Regions from separate parts of the Homo sapiens genome. Here regions 1 and 3 are each linked to region 2. The links are chromatin loops, found by intact Hi-C in ENCODE. Cell type or tissue: ascending aorta. All regions are shown on one strand. Region 1 overlaps NT5E (5'-nucleotidase ecto). Region 2 holds the start of LOC124901494 (a long non-coding RNA gene). Region 3 overlaps LOC107986620 (a long non-coding RNA gene).

Region 1 (2,500 bases), 690 kb before region 2:
TTCAGGAGGAGCAGGGATGGTGACAAGCAATCCTTGTTTCCCACCTTCTTATCTCTCTCCCATTCCTCACTGGTTGAGGAGTGGCTGCTGGGTACAAAACCACCCATTGTCTGTCATTTTGCAGCTCCCCGTAGTGAGTTGGGGGCTGGGGGGGAGTGGAGGGAATCCATGCAGAGGCCCCACTGACAAAGCATGACATGTCAGCTGGCTTCCCAGAAAACCTTCCTCTCCTTCCTCCATTGGCCTCCTGGATACACCCATCTCCTTGGGCCCCCTACCCTACCTGCTCTGGCTGCCAAGGCTGGTTTGCTAACTTAGTACTTAAACCAGCAAATCTCAGACTTGCTAAATACCACATCCAGTTTCGTTTCACTTTGTGGGTCATCTAGGAACAGGCATGAAGTACTGGCTGGTGACCCGTCCATTTAAATGAGGGCCTGTGCACTCTCTTACAGCCTCACCCTCTTCCTTCCTTGCTCATTCCATACTCTGTAATGGCATGTTAGCAGGATCTTTCTTTTATATCAGTCTCCTGACTATATGAGTGCTCCTGGGCCACCAGGCCCTGCCACCTCTCCTGCTCAGTGCTGTCCCCCTCCTTGGCACGCAGGCATTCACTGAGTACCTGTGCCTGCAAGGGTTGTGTATACATCCTCATGTGAATGTGTTTGTGCAGAGAAAGCACAATGTGTTTATATTCCTACATACTTGTCTCCCCTATTAAATTCAGAATTTCTAAATTTGCCTTTTCCCCCATCTCTGATGATCTCATTTTTACCTCTTCCTGTTATCTAATTAACTTTCCTCTTAAAAGCTGATCTGGTCTTACAGGTTGTTGCAGGCTTGGGTAATTGTTATTTTTTCCTTCTATTCTTAGAATGTTATGATTTTTTTCCTATGGTGAAATAAGTCTCCCTTGTTATAGTACAATCACTTTCTTGCTTAACTATAAAATTATTTTGTTTTTAATGAATGTTTCTACAGTTCTTCAAGAAAGACTATCCAACTTGTTAGCCACCTTGCAGTTTAACAGCAACATTATATTCCTAGCACTTGGCAATAACTGAAGTTATAGTTTTCATTTATTTGTTTGATGCCTTCTCCACCTCCCCATCCTAACTTGAGCCTAATCCTCCTGAAAGTAGTGACTTTGACTGTCTTTTCACCTCTCTTGCCCCATGGGGAGAGGAGCCCCTTATTCATGGTGCTCAATGTGGTGGGATGGACTGAGTAAATGATCTCATTCCTACTCATACCTTCAACTGTAAACCGAAAATCTCCAGCCCTGACTTTTCTCCTGACGTCTAGATCTGTATGTCAACTGCCATGTGTCATTTCCTCCCAATGTCTCAAAAGTGTCCCAAGCTTACCAGGCTCAAAGCCTCTTCCCTGTGACTCACTGTCTTGGCCCAGGATGCCACCATATACCCAGTCAATAAAGCCAGAAGCCCTGGTGCGGTGGAGTCCCACCCTCTTCCCTCTCCCTCACCATCACGTCCTCTGGCATCCCTCTCCCTTACCTAAATGCTCCAGTTTCCATCCACCTATTGTTGCTGCCTTAGTGTGCTCCTGGACTACCACAGCCTCCTAACTGGGTTTCCAGCTATTCTCATTTCTTTTGCTAAACTATTCTTTATATTGCTGCCAGAAAAACTTTTCTCAAATGCAAACCTGACCTTGGCACTCTCTGCCTTAGGTCTCTACAGAAGCACAGCCTTTATGATAGAAGTAAACACCCTAAGCAGGGTCCAGGGGGCTCTTAGGGATCTGGTTTTGCCTTCCCCTCCAGCCTCATTCCTGACACCCACCCCATAAAGTGTGAGGAAACAAGGCAGGGGTAGCTCCCTCCCAGGCTCCGTCCGCTCCTCAGCAGTGACCCAGGGCACATCTCAGAACCGCAGTTTCCTCTGGAATGGCAGTGAATGAATAAAATAAAAGCAGTTAAGGAAATGAGCCAGTATTGAGTCAGCACTTGCCACATGCCAGCGTCATGGAAAGTGAGTTAGTAAAGAGTACAGAAAATCTGATTTCATGCTGTGAGGGTGGTACTCTTACTGCACTCATTTTACTGATGAGAAAATCTGAGATCTAGAGAAGTTAAATGAACTGTTGAAGATCACACAATTTGTAAGGGGGAGCTGGGACTAGAACCACTTCGGTTTGATTCCAAAGTTCTTAACCTCTGTGCTTGGCTGTATATTTGCATAAAGCCTAGCATACACAAAGCACTAAAAAAAAAAAAAAAAAAAAAAAAAATTCCTAACTACTTGCACAGCAAATGTATCCCTTGCACTACCACAGTGCAAGTAGTTAGTACTACCATGGCAGGGATTCACTGTTGAATGAATAAATGAATGAATGAAAGAATTACTAACAAGTTTCTTTCTTCTATACATAGCTAACTTTTCCACAGAAATTAATGCAGACAAATTCCTTTGTAAATACTTATTTTCTTTAGAAACTTGTATTTTCATTTGACTTCCTTCTACCAGTTTTTCTT
Region 2 (2,500 bases):
TGGCTGCCTTTGGAAAGACAGAGGTACTTCGGGTCTTTGATCTGTTCTGCACATGGACTGGGAGAGGCAGAGAGGACCAAATCTCCCTGACACAGACAATCGTTTGCTTTATTAAACAAGTGTCTTGTATTACACACAGAGAGTATGCATTATGTGGATGCACACAAAAAATATGATGAAAAGTAGATACTAAGCATACTGAGTACTTTGGGTTTTGAATCATTAACATCACAGCTGTTTCTAATAATTTTTCCCTAAATGCAAGCTTATTTCCACAACATGTACTAATGTAACTGTAACTGCCCCAAAATGTTTCATTTTGTAAAAAATGAAGCCTTAGAAATAACTATGCAACTGAGAGTCCGTAAGCACTTTAGATCACCACCCTATATGCCTTTACTTTGCTTTTGTTTTTTTTTTGGTCAGCTATCATTCAAGATGGGGGCAGTTTGAAACAGTTGATTTACTGATAAACTTGTGAAATGTGCCCTTCTAAACAAAAAAAAAAGTGGGGGGGGCAAAAATAACTTCACTAATGAGAGAAGTCAAAGAAAGTTACAGGTGGAGTGTCCTGGGATTTTAAATGGAAATGCAATGGAGGAGTTGCTCATTCATCCACCACTACATGGAGCGATGATAACGGTAATGGGTCTTGGGAACTTGACTGGGAAATATCCCTTAGCTGGCCAGGGCTTGAGGATACTTGGCATTTTTGTTTGTCGGTTGGTTCGTTTGTTCCATTAAAATTCTGAGGTTTAGACAGAAATTCATAAAATAAAATCTGGGGTTATCTCACACTCAAGCGCAAAGAACATTTACGTTAATATTCCTTTCAGGTCCCTCCTCCTAATTACCTTTTATTTTTAATTGTTTCCCTCCATCCATGTGGTTGCTCGCTTTTCCAGATGGCTTCATATTTTTGTAAACGGTTGGGAGACTTAGTCTATCTCGTGGAGGTTCGGCGCACAGAGGCCAGTGCCTTCTTTAGGTCGCTTCTGAGCGACTCGAGACGGCCTCCCTCGAATCCGCAGCAAAGAGCAACAGACAGGGCTTCCCTTTCAGTCTGGGTTGCCATGGGGCACAGCTCCTGCTCCGGCCCAGAGTGCCAGAGTCTCCCAGGGCTGCTGCCTTCAGCCAGGTGGAGGGGTCAGCGCGGAGCCAGGTACAGAGCTCCTCCGAGCCTGAGACGGCGGGAGGTGCTGGGCTAGGCTGCGCCTCCCCAGGCAGGACGCCAGGCAGTGCGGCGGACGGTCCCCAGAGGGCGCCACGTGCCCCCGCCCGGTGCCCGGCGGCGCTCACCCGCCCGCAGCCCGGCGAGTCCAGCGGAACCTAATTGCCCATGAACCCCTTTCTGCGGGGTCTGGAGAGGGGGAGCAGGCCGGGGCCCGAAAACCCCCCATCCCACCCCTAAATCTGGGCGGACTGTGAACAGCCACACAGTGGGACAGTTAAGTGTCTCTGCCAAGCTCGGTCCTTCCCTCACCGGGATATATTATCCCGCCACCATCCGGCAGGCCGGCCGGGGATTATTATCCCCGTTGTAACGCAGAGGAAGTTATGGCCGGGACGCGGTCAGGGTCACGAAATAAAAACATGTGGACCCACGGCGCGAGCTGAGCTCTGCCGGCCTACCCCGCCCCCGAATCCTGTAGAGCCAGGCGAGGCCGAGGCCCTAGGCCCAAGGCCGGGGCGTATTCGGGTTTACGTCTGCGGGAGAAAGAGGTGGGTGGTGCGGCTGGCGAAGTCAGTGAGGGACCGGAGACAGCCGGGCCTGGAGAGAGCCGGGACCGGAGAGTCGGGGCGCGGGCGCCGCGGAGGCTCGGAGCCGCAAGGAGGCCCAGGCTCCCCGGGACGCGGCCACTGTACCTCCATAGCCAAAGCGGCGGGCGCCCAAGGCCAGAGCGCTACCGACGAGAAAGTCGGGGCCGCGCCGCCCGGGAACTAGAGCTCCTCGCGGGGACTTTTAAGTTTTCACTCACTAGGCTCTGAACCTATTTTTAAAAAGCAATTCTTTATTCAGATATGTAGAAGACTATGAATGACAGCTCCTTCTCCCCAACACCATTCCCGCCGGAGCTGCCCAGGTACTCCACACCTACCGCCTGAAGCGAATCTGCGGGCGCACGCACGCACGCCCGTCGCGCGCAGTCTCCGGGTTGGCCTCGCCTCATAGGCTGCCGGTGCAGTGCGGGAGCGCAGCCCGGGACACCGTTTGCGCGGTGGTGCGGTCTTATAGGTTCCAGGGTTTCTGAGGCTTTTGGTGAGCATTACGAGTTCCCCTTAGAGGAGTCAGGCGCCTTGCGGGGCTAGTGGCATGTGGTGGCTGTGGCTGCGCGCCCTTCTCGGCCGGCGCTCGGAGGCGCAGGCGCGGCGCGGACGCCCACACTAAGCTATAACCCTTGACGGGCTCTGAAACGCAGGCAGCTGAGAGGCGTTTTCGAGACAGCCGCCCCGGGAGATGATGTATTTATTCTTCGCACTTACTGTGCACTTAGCACCG
Region 3 (2,500 bases), 260 kb after region 2:
TATTACCCTAAACTCCCTTTAAAAATATATTTTTGATCACCAGTAGATTCATTTAATGCAACCAAACTCAAATAGAGTCCAATTAAAGGTTCTAATTTTTATTAATCAAAAATAATTAATCTATCTCATAAATCAAGAAACAAATGAGTTAAGGATTTTAGTGCAGGATGAGAAGCATTAAGAAAAGAAATCTAGAAAAGTTTGATATATGATGTAAATATGCCATTGTATGTTTATAGCTTGAGTTAACATTTGGCACTTTTATTATTCAAATTGTTTTTCTAGATATAATGAACATATAAAATGACTCAAAGTGAGACATAGTTTACCCTTGAATAGCGTAGACTTCAAACATGAGGCATTTTTATTTTCTCTGGATCAGTTATAACAAAACAGATTACAAAGTTAGGGCTGGAAATGAAGTGTTTCTAGAGAGGTCTATATTTTTGTGGTTAAAAGCCTAAGAAAATAAGTCTCAGTTTAACCTAGAAGAAAAGGAGTTGTTATGTACAACTTAGTAAATTTTTTTACATTGAAAAAAGCATAGACACTAAAACTTAGGGGAAATTTGTTAAATAATTCCTGAAAGTAACACCTACCTATAGTCATAACTCAAATTTGACACAAACATCAGAATTGAATGGCAGGTGATGGGTGAGAGAGGACAGGGGAAGATACATTAAATGTAGGAATGTGACATTTAGCCACATTATTAAGGATGTTGAAGAGTCAGAAAGCTTTCCCAGGTACACTCAGATGTGTGCTCACTATTTAAAATAGTTTGTTACAGATGTAGTTAAATATTTAGTCTTATAATTTAGATATTAATCTAAATATGTTTGTGGCAGCCATGCTAGTGAAGGAAAGTCCATGAGTCTTGGGAGTAAGATAAATTAGAATGAGCTTTAGAGAAGTCAGGCTGTGGAAAAGTGTAGGGGAAAAAAAAGTCATAAAAATTTTAAAAAGTAAGACCGAAGTACTAGGATAATAACTCTAAAAGGCCACAGGTTGTATTAGCTAAAGGATTATATTAGTGGAATATGTTAACTAATAGGATCAAGGCATAGTGTAGGAACACTTGTATGAATTCATTTCTTTAAAGGGTCAAATAAAGTTACATAGACAAAAATAATTCCTCAGATACAAATTCACCCCCAGCCATGGCTATGTGTAATAACTAAGCCACTGGACCCCACTGGGTGCAGGACAGATGAAGCAGAGTGTATTAGGCCATTCTTGCACTGCTATAAGAAATAATACCAGAGACTAGGTAATTTTTAAAGAAAAGAGGTTTATGTGGTGCATGGTTCTGCAGACTATACAGGAAACATAACTCTGGCATCAGCTTCCACGGAGGCCTCAAGAAGCCCACAATTACAGCAGAAGGCAAAGGGGGACCAAGCACCTCATATGGTGAAAGAGGTAGCAAGAAAGAGAGAGTGTGGCAGGGAGGTGCCATACACTTTTGAATGACCAGATCACACAAGAACTCACTCACTGTCATGAGAACAGCACCAAGGGGATGGTGCTAAACCATTCTTGAGAAATTCTCCCCACAGTCTGGTCACTTCCCACCAGGCCCCACCTCCAATGTTGGGGATTACAATTCAACATGAGATTTAGGTGAGGACAAATATCCAAACTATATCATCGAGGTACCTGAGTTTAAGTCAATTCATCAACACCTTTGGAAAAGTAATTCACAGCTCTTTCTACCAGTGGCCAATCAGTATAATCATTATTCCCATAAAGGAGATAATACATTATTAGTAAATTTAGCAAAAATCTCATAAGCTGAGATATTGCTGGAATCTGAGCTTCCAGGTCATCTAAAGCTTGGATGTATTATGTGATGAATAATGCACAAGATGTAGAAATGCATGACATACCAAGGCAATCTCTCTGGGTTTGTTTATTCACTTGTCGTAAGAGTTTGTTTATTCACTCATATAGAGATAATAATAAGCTTCATCTGTATGGCTCACAGGAATCGAGTCAGGATTTTATTTTTAAAGTGAAAAGTGTGAAAGGGGGCCTACAAAATTACAAAAGCCACACAAATATTAGGTGTCATTATTAAACTACAAGCTTTTTCACCTTTCTATAAAGATTCCTAAGTATTGGGGATTAAAGCTGGGACTCTGGGTCTCTAAACCTTGTTCATCTCCCTTAGAAAGTCTACCATTGGCTTGCAATCAGAATTTCCCAAATGAGGCCTGCAGAGTACTAGTTCCACAGAAAATTAGTAAATCTCATCCCCAAAACAAATTCCTATGCTGAAATCTATTTGAGAAGTAGGTTTCTTTCCTGCAGTATTTCTCAGAGCCTTTAATATGCAAATTAAGGATTTCTAACAAGAAGTATATTAGATGGAGCTTTCCCAAACTTATCTGACCATGGAAATTGTTTATTACAGATAATCTCTTCTGGTTGTTATTCTGCATAAATTGCTTTAGAAAACACTGATGAAATTTTTCGTAATTTCTCAAAATGTACGCAC

Evidence for each region. Hi-C counts contacts between places; a loop is a spot of excess contacts. Peaks named below come from ENCODE experiments on the same cell type or tissue, not always from the same donor. Only the 100,000 strongest peaks of a DNase experiment are listed, where the experiment ranks them.
Region 1: a loop joins it to region 2, with 5 times the contacts of the local background. A loop is called at or near these places in 3 of 110 quality-filtered maps.
Region 3: it touches region 2 in a loop (6-fold over the local background); 4 of 110 quality-filtered maps call a loop at or near these places.

The regions. Positions count from the first base shown.
Region 1 is chr6:85,463,824-85,466,323 of GRCh38, reverse strand. The region is part of intron 1 of NT5E (5'-nucleotidase ecto); the gene reads right to left. Among named protein-coding and RNA genes, the nearest start is that of NT5E, 15 kb to the right of the region's middle. RefSeq lists an enhancer at 491-580. In ascending aorta, no CTCF peak of the experiment used is centred here; DNase peaks (open chromatin) are centred at 1,403 and 1,923; H3K4me3 peaks cover 399 bases; H3K27ac peaks cover 2,500 bases.
Region 2 is chr6:84,773,652-84,776,151 of GRCh38, reverse strand. It overlaps LOC124901494 (a long non-coding RNA gene), which reads right to left and starts at 2,346. Exons shown (of 2, transcript XR_007059927.1): 1 at 2,100-2,346. RefSeq lists a silencer at 1,186-1,335 and an enhancer at 2,486-2,500. In ascending aorta, CTCF peaks have their summits at 1,282 (motif pointing right) and 2,419; DNase peaks (open chromatin) are centred at 1,281, 1,691, 2,281 and 2,441; H3K4me3 peaks cover 1,578 bases; H3K27ac peaks cover 1,527 bases.
Region 3 is chr6:84,515,733-84,518,232 of GRCh38, reverse strand. All of the region lies in intron 2 of LOC107986620 (a long non-coding RNA gene), which reads right to left. Among named protein-coding and RNA genes, the nearest start is that of LINC01611, 42 kb to the right of the region's middle. In ascending aorta, no CTCF peak of the experiment used is centred here; no DNase peak of the experiment used is centred here; H3K27ac peaks cover 875 bases.